Linked DNA regions of Homo sapiens: region 1 is linked to region 2. Evidence: read pairs that join two places in POLR2A ChIA-PET (ENCODE). Cell type or tissue: PC-9. All regions are shown on one strand.

The links. ChIA-PET counts read pairs that join two places held together with the same protein. Peaks named below come from ENCODE experiments on the same cell type or tissue, not always from the same donor. Only the 100,000 strongest peaks of a DNase experiment are listed, where the experiment ranks them.
Region 1: POLR2A ChIA-PET joins it to region 2 with 22 read pairs; 1 of 35 experiments calls an interaction of 5 or more read pairs at or near these places.

What each region holds. Positions count from the first base shown.
Region 1 is chr6:18,041,213-18,045,212 of GRCh38, forward strand. No RefSeq gene overlaps it. Among named protein-coding and RNA genes, the nearest start is that of KIF13A, 56 kb to the left of the region's middle. In PC-9, no CTCF peak of the experiment used is centred here; a DNase peak (open chromatin) is centred at 2,209; H3K27ac peaks cover 345 bases.
Region 2 is chr6:17,415,665-17,419,664 of GRCh38, forward strand. The region is part of intron 1 of CAP2 (cyclase associated actin cytoskeleton regulatory protein 2); the gene reads left to right. Among named protein-coding and RNA genes, the nearest start is that of CAP2, 24 kb to the left of the region's middle. RefSeq lists a silencer at 2,154-2,448. In PC-9, no CTCF peak of the experiment used is centred here; DNase peaks (open chromatin) are centred at 2,317 and 2,697; H3K27ac peaks cover 2,819 bases.

The DNA.
Region 1 (4,000 bases), 630 kb after region 2:
AGGGGGATGTCAGAGTTGGGACTCCTTTCTAATATGGAAGTTCATGTGCTTTTCACTGAGCAATTTGTTCCTTGTGTTCTCTCTAATAGGCCTGAAGATGTGCATTACATTAAGAATTTACATTTAAGAATATAACATTTACAGAAGATAAAAAAAATTTTTTTAAATACACTGATGTACACTTTTTGCTTTAAAAAAAAAGATGGATATGCGGAAATTTGTAGCCTGATTGTTGACTAAGTTGAGGAATCTTTTGCTATGTAAGAAAATAAATTCCACAGTTCAGTGGGTTAGATACACAATTTTTGGATTTGACAGCTAAAATTATTTGTTCCCTCTGAATGCTGGTTTTTTTTTTTAAGTGCTTTTCTTGGCTTGGTATAACTGGCCTCTATTATTAATGTCCACATTCACTTTTGGACTAATATTTCATTCTTAGGCAAACCAATGTCATTAAAATAGAAGAAAGAGCTCTTATAGAGGCTCTACTCTGCTCCCCAGGTATCAAAGAAGGGCATCTTCAAGAGGGAAATTAGAGTGAGAATTCAGAGAATTGAAAAAGTGAGGAAAGTATAAGGGAAGAGTTTCTCAATCTTTTTTTTTTTTTTTTTTTTTTTTTTTTGAGATGGAGTTTCGCTCTTGTTGCCCAGGCTGGAGTGCAATGGCGCAATCTCAGCTCACTGCAACCTCCGCTTCCTGGTTCAAGTGATTCCTGCCTCAGCCTCCCAAGTAGCTGGGATTACAGGCACGTGCCACCACGTCTGGCTAATTTTTTGTATTTTTAGTAGCGATGGAGTTTCACCATGTTGGCCAGGCTGGTCTTGAACTCCTGACCTCAGGTGATCCACCTGCCTCAGCCTCCCAAAGTGTTGAGATTACAGGCGTGAGCCACCGTGCCTGGCCAGTTTCTCAATCTTTTTAAACCTTTGCCCTCTTAGATAAAACTGCACTTCAACTTCACACATGCTCCATCCTCACCCAGCTGAGATTCTGACATAGATTTCCAGGGTCATATCATCCTCAGTGGTTTGCTGCCAGCCAAGATTCATGAAACTTCACATTTGGCACTTTGTATTACTTTAAAATTTTCCAGTAGAAGTTTGTGTTAGGATATTTAACATGGCTTTTTGAATGACACTCCACCTCTGCCTCTCCAGTCCTGCAACAAAGAGAGCACTTCTCTTCCTTTGTCATTTTCCCTGTGGTCTCTTAGGACACGCTAGGTCCCCTGCTTCTCTTCTTATATCCTCTCCTCTCCCCAAGGGGAGTTTCTTCTGCATATTCATAGTTTCTGCTCCTTCTTTTCCTTGGCTTGGCCATCCTGGACACAAACCTAGTTGTGATGGCAGCACACTCCATGGAGCTGGTGAGAGCCCCACCCCTTCTGAGTTGGGACAGGAGCTCCCCGGGTGCTGCTATAGCCGCCCAATGCAGCTGCAGACCCAGGCCTCCTGCTCTACAGAGCAGGCAGGAACCCCACTCTCCTGGGTGGGGCTACAGGAACCCAAACTGTAGCTGTGGATTCATCTGAGCCTCCCTGTGCTCTTGGGGGAGGGCTGGCAGCAGGCAGGATCTGCCTTTCTGGGTGAGGGTGTGGCTGCAGCCACCCTCCTAGATGCGGGAGCCAGGTGTCTCTGCAGCCTGCACCCTCAGCAGCCCCAGGAAGGACCCCCTCCGCTGCCCTGAGCCACCCACTCCTCTGAGCTGTTCTAACACTAAATAAAACTCTTCTTCTCCACCCTGCGCTTGTCTGTGTACCTCATTCTTCCTAGATGCAGGGTGAGAACTCGGGCAAAGGTGCTTCGGCCGCAGAGGTTTCCCACCAGAAAAATTGACACCCCAGAGATCCTGTAACACTTGGACATCAGTGTCTGCATCCTTTTGTTTTCTGTTCTTTCTCCTGCTAAGTGACCCCTTTTCTTGTTACTTTTCCATTCAAGCTGCTGGCAGAAAGAAGCTGTCTGGCCATGTTCAGGCTAGAAGTCACAGTCAGCTCATACCTGCCTAGGTCAGAGGCTCCATCCGGTCCCACATCCATAAGAGGCTGGTGGAAAACATGCTGCCTAACCCCACCACTTTGACAAGTGGATGTCAGTGGGCAGGGCCCATGGAGCCTGCTCAGCAGAGCACTGTTGTTCCTGGAGGCCATGCTGACTGCAGCAGTCAAGGCTTTAGCTGCTTTACCAGTGCTCCCCTCCAGAGCTCCGTGGCAGGGTGAGTCATGCTGTGGGAATCTCACACTGGAAATGGCCAAAAAGCTTCTATTTGCTTCAGTGTTAGTTTCTTTCTTTCTTTTTTTTTTTTTTTGAGATGGAATCTTACTATGTCACCCAGGCTGGAGTGTAATGACTCGATCTTGGCTCACTGCAACCTCCGTCTCCTGGGTTCAAGCAATTCTCCTGTCTCAGCCTCCTGAGTAGCTGGGACTACAGGAGCCTGCCACCACACCCAGCTAATTTTTTGTATTTTTAGTAGAGACGGGGTTTCGCCTTGTTGGTCAGGCTGGTCTCGAACTCCTGACCTCAGATGATCCACCTGACTCGGCCTCTCAAAGTTCTGGGATTATAAGCATGAGCCACCACGCCTGGCAATGTTAGTTGGTTAGCCTGAGGAAACTGACACTTTTCTGAGGGGTAGCTAGCATGGCAAGAAATTAAATGAGCATTCTTCTTCTTCTTTTTTTTTTTTTTTTTTGAGACGGAGTCTTGCTCTGTTGCCCAGGCTGGAGTGCAATGGCGTGGTCTAGGCTCACTGCAACCTCTGCCTCCCAGGTTCAAGCTATTCTTCTGCCTCAGCCTCCCGAGTAGCTGGGACTACAGGTGTCTGTCACCGCGCCTGGCTAATTTTTTTTATTTTTAGTAGAGAGGGGGTTTTCACCATGTTCGCCAGGCTGGTCTCGAACTCCTGACCTCAAGTGATCTGCCTGCCTCGGCCTCCCCAAGTGTTGGGACTACAGGTGGGAGCCACCGCTCCCAGCCAAAATGAACATTCTTTAATATTGCTATGACCTTAAATCCTCATCTGGTATTCCTTACTGTGATAAGGTGGGGGCCAGCTGGGCCACCACATATAGCTGTGTAGGTTGTGACTTGCGCAACTCCAGGCCGTCCCTTTTCACATTAGCATCTATACCCTAGCCTTACTTTTATCCCCCAGGCCATTCCTACTTTTCCAGCCACATGGAAGAGAGAACATAAGCAAAAAAGAAGTCTCATCCTTCTCCTCGTTCCTCCCATTGAAAGGTCCTTCTCCCTTACATGCACCACGTGGCCCATTGCATGCTCTCTGTGCTGTGAGTGTGTCCTGGGCCTAGAGTAAAAAACGTTTCGTTTTTGGAAGTGAATTAAGGAAGTGCGCTCGAGTGGCTTCTTGACTTTAGTATCTGGGAAAGTTATCTTCCTAGAGGTGATGAAGGTGCTAAAAAGCAAAGTGGAAGATATGTGGATAACATACCTGACATGCTTTTAGCCCTGCCAGCCCTGACATAGGAACAATCACATTACCATTAATGTGAGGACAAGCAGCCTGAATCAGTGTGGCCCAGGATAGACATGACCTAATTTGGAAGCTAAAATGTTGTTTTACAAAAAGGCCTGAGGCTCTCGTATCCCTCCTCTCCAGCATCGTCAGTTCCTTTAGAAAAGAGAAAGGCAAAGGTTGATGGGAATGCTAGTGGAAATGGAATCAGGTTAGCCTGGAAAGAATTCTATGCTTCCTTTGCACTATTTTATGTACAGTATCTGTGTCTGTTTGGTTGACAACAAGGAAGGAAGTTGCTTCTCCCTATTATTCCTTATCAGTTCACATGTCTCTGTTCCCTGAACATTCCCAGTACTTTCTGCCTCAGCTATAAAGTTCTCTGCTTTGAATTCTGCCATATTCAATGCTTAGCAAAATACAATACAAAATTCTTTGAATTCTGCTAATTCAATGCTTAGCGAAAATGTAAAAAACTTTTTTAGTATAAAATCTTAAAAAGTACTCAATACTACTTAAAAAA
Region 2 (4,000 bases):
AGCCCCTGAAAAGCTTGCAGCCGGTCTCCTTGGGAGGCGAGGTGTACAGGTGCTGACAGGAAAGAAAGCACAAGGCAGGTTTTTAATTGGGCCGTATGTCTCACAGATGCAAAATAGGTAATCCAGGCACATAGGTTGTTATTCTAGGCTTATCACCATTGACATTGCGCCATGGAGTGTCAACATTCAGAGCATCTGTGAAAGCTGCTTTTATAACTGGTTAGAGTGAGCTAGTTAAGGGCTTAACAGACCCTTCACCAATGAGCACAAGATGGGTTGGGTGAAGAAAATATGAGGGATGAAGGAGTGCTGCTAGTTTCCAAAAATGACCCCAAAGAGATTGGGCCTTCATCCTTTGCTGTTTAGAAGCAAAAGAGTCATTGTAAAAATGTTCAGAGGGAAAATATGTGTAAATATGTTCAGAGGGAAAAATAACGAATTACATACCACAATTTTCATTTTATGGTAACCGCACATACACGTAGACTTGAGAAAACTCTTTTAAACATGTTGGAGGAATAAGTACATGGGCAGAGGAAAATGAAATGTTGGGGACAAAAATAAGGCTATACTGACCTGAAGTTTTCTGTTAGTCATTTCCATTGACCAGATCTTCTAGATGACTGCTTGACATTTCAAATATAACTATTCCCACTGACAGCAAAATGAGATGGGATGACTTAATAGCTGCAGCGAACGTTCATTATGACCATGTTCCAGACTTTCTCTACCTTTATACTTAATGGCAACCCTGTGTATAGTATACCTCCTGGCTCAGATGCAAATAGTCATAACTGTGTTAACACTGGATATCGATCACAGAAAAACTGTGATATAACACTATTGGGAGGACAAGACAAAAGGCAATACGCATGCAGGTGGTAGTGAGGACTGGGCAAGCAAAAAGTAAACCCGTGTATTTTTGGTGGCAACTCAGTAGATAATGCCCCAAACTGAAGAAAACCAAATAATACACAGAGATAGAGTCATGTTATTTAGACATAAGGGGGAAGGGAGGGTGTGATTATCAAAGAAACAGTTAAAATTATTGAAAATGGTTAGCACTTATGACACAGAATGGAAGAGGGTAGAACTATTGATTCTTTAAATTATGTGCATGTCTAGCTTTGATAAAAATAAAAATTAGCCTGGATGCCATGGCTCATGCCTATAATCCCTTTATTTTGGGAAACTGAAATGGGAGAATTGCTTGAGCCCAAGAGTTCAAGACCAGCTTGGACAACATACAGAGACACTGTCCCTGCAAAAAATGAATTTAAAAAATTAACCAGATGTAGTGGCATGCACTGTAATCCTAGTTACTAGGGAGGATCTTTGGTGGGAGGCTCCCTTGAGACCAGGAGGTGGAGGCTGCAGTGAGCTGTGATTGTGCCACTGCACTCCAGCCTGAGAAACAGTGAGACTCTGTCTCAAAACAAAAAACAAACAACCTTGAAAAGTGAGGGGAAAATTCAGATAAGAAAAAAAAAAATGACCCAAAAGGAGGATGGGTGCACTTCTCATTATAATGAAACTCAAAAGAGAATACAAAAAAATTAATTCAAAACAAGGAATTAACATTAATCTCAAGTACAGTTTTTTAAAACTGATTTTTTTTTTTTTTTTTCTGAGACAGGGTCTCATTTTTTCACTCAGGCTGGAGTGCAGTGGGGTGAACACGGCTCACTGCAGCCTCGACCTCCCAGGCTCAAGAGATCCTCCTGCCTCAGTCCTCCAAATAGCTGGGATTGTAGGCGTGTGCCACCACACCCAGCTAATTTTTCCATTTTATGTAGAGATGGGTTTCGCTGTGTTGCCCAGGCTGGTCTAGAACTCTTGGGATCCAGCGATCCACCCGCCTCTGCCTCCCAAAGTGCTAGGATTACAGGCATGAGCCACTGGCCCCGGCTCCTAAAACAAATTGTGAAAAGGAGAAAGTTGTGCGATGTTATGTTCCTTCCTCTTTTTTCCCCACACACACTCACACTCTGGTCAGGTGTTTGTGTATATCCTTTGACCTTTCCTTGCCATCGGCTTCTACTTAAATAGGATGACTAGAGAAGATCTGGGGGGACAAGTTTGAGCTGTGTCATCTAACCCAGTCTCTTCATTCTCCAGCTGTGAATCTGGCTTCTCTTTGTTCTTCACTGGGTTCTTAGAATATCTTCTTTCCTGCCATCTTGCTGTATCCCCCTATTCTGCTGGCCTCCTGAAGCAAATTCCTTGGTCTATCCCCCTGGCTCTGACTCATTCCTTACCCTGACCTTGCTGTCTGTATTTGCTTTGACTACCCTATGAGTTTCCTCAACCTAATTCTTAATTCCTGGCTGCCACCTCCTTGTCAAAACTTGGCTAAATCCACTTTGGAATGCTAAGGCGGATGGGACTGCCTGGGAAGAATTTGGAGAATCTGCAGCTCTGCTCTTTCCTCATTCTTGAGAGCCAGGCTAGTGGCTGAGGGTATATCGGGAGACAGACAGGGAGAGAGACAGAGAGAGTTTGGAGAGAAGGCGGCATGATCATCCGATCATCTTGGGCCCCATCAGTCTCCTTGGGAATGCTAACATGTCTCCTGGTATAGTCTTTCTTTTATTTATTCTTCAGTTTATCTTAGAAACTGTTCTGAAAGTTTTAAACCCAGAGACATCTCTCCAACTTCCTTGCATGAGCTGTATTTTGACCGCCTTAGGGGCTGTGGCAGGATTTCAGTCTTGCTTGTGGTGATTTTACATGGAGTGACATCTGAGTCGCTTTTCGACTGCATTCCACACCAATCTGTCCAGCCCTGCAGTTTGTGGGCTGACTCCTGTTGTCTTTCAACATACGGAGCACTATGAGATAGTGCGAGTTTGGGTCTTGTCAGGGAGTCTGATTAAGCCACAGTCAGAGACGGCAGTCCTAAGTGTGAAATGTAACAGGCCTTCTCAAGACAGCTTCATCTGTGAGCTGCTGGAGGTGGCTGGTGCCATTCTGTTGGGAATAGAGGCTTGCTAACAAAGCAAACATTTTTTTTTTCTATCGCAGGCTAGGTCTATGGTGGTAACATTTGGCAAGTTGAGTAACAGGGAACATAGATAACTGTGAACAGATGGGCAACTATTAAAAGATTTGAGGGGCTTTCATCATTTCTCAAATGGCCTTCACCCACCTACAGGATACCCAGCTCCCTTGCAAGAGGATTACGTAAAGGATTCAATTACATTTCTCTTTCCTTTTTTTTTCCTTCAATTGCGATGGAAGCACAAGCTCTGACGTGAAGAGGAAAAGAATAGATGAGAAATTTCTAATTTTGAATCCCCTTAGGATTAGATGCTGATTTCAGCTGTGCAGAGAACACTGCCCCATATTTTGCAAGAGTAACTGCTGCCAGTTTCAGGAGAGATGACTTTCCAAAATAGACAGTAAACTCCGCCCTCCATAGCTGATGACCATCTGACATTCAGACAGAATTACAGAGCTATACAAGTTTTGATAAGTATAACCTTGCTTTTGAAAAATGGCAGTGGCACGTCATCACTGTGTTTAAGCTCAAAACTGACGGACTACAAAACACATAAGAGAAATAAATGTATTGCCTGGTCCCCAGCAGAAACATAAAATATTTATCCATCTGAGAGCAATTAAATTTATTTACCCCTGCTTTAGGACAGCAGTGTCTCTGATTCAGAAGCATGCTGTTCCTCTTTTGCTCAGAGTGATGCTTGGAAGGTTCTTAAGAGGGAGAAGAATTCCAGGCACTGATTAAGAGGAGGCTTGTTGTCGTCTCTTAAGGAGCAGCAGCCTGATTTTGCCAAAAGCAACCATAAGTTGATATGGCCGGGGTTAAGGTGGCTATAAGCTAGATCTCAGGAACCTGAACAAATTAGATTGGGTTTCATTCCTCAGAGGTTGCCTTAAAGACATATAAATTCTAGGGCCAATAATCTTAATATAAGTTTATAATTTTAGTCGGTACTTACCCTATGCACACTCATTTAATTTTCTGTTTGGAAGCAGGAAG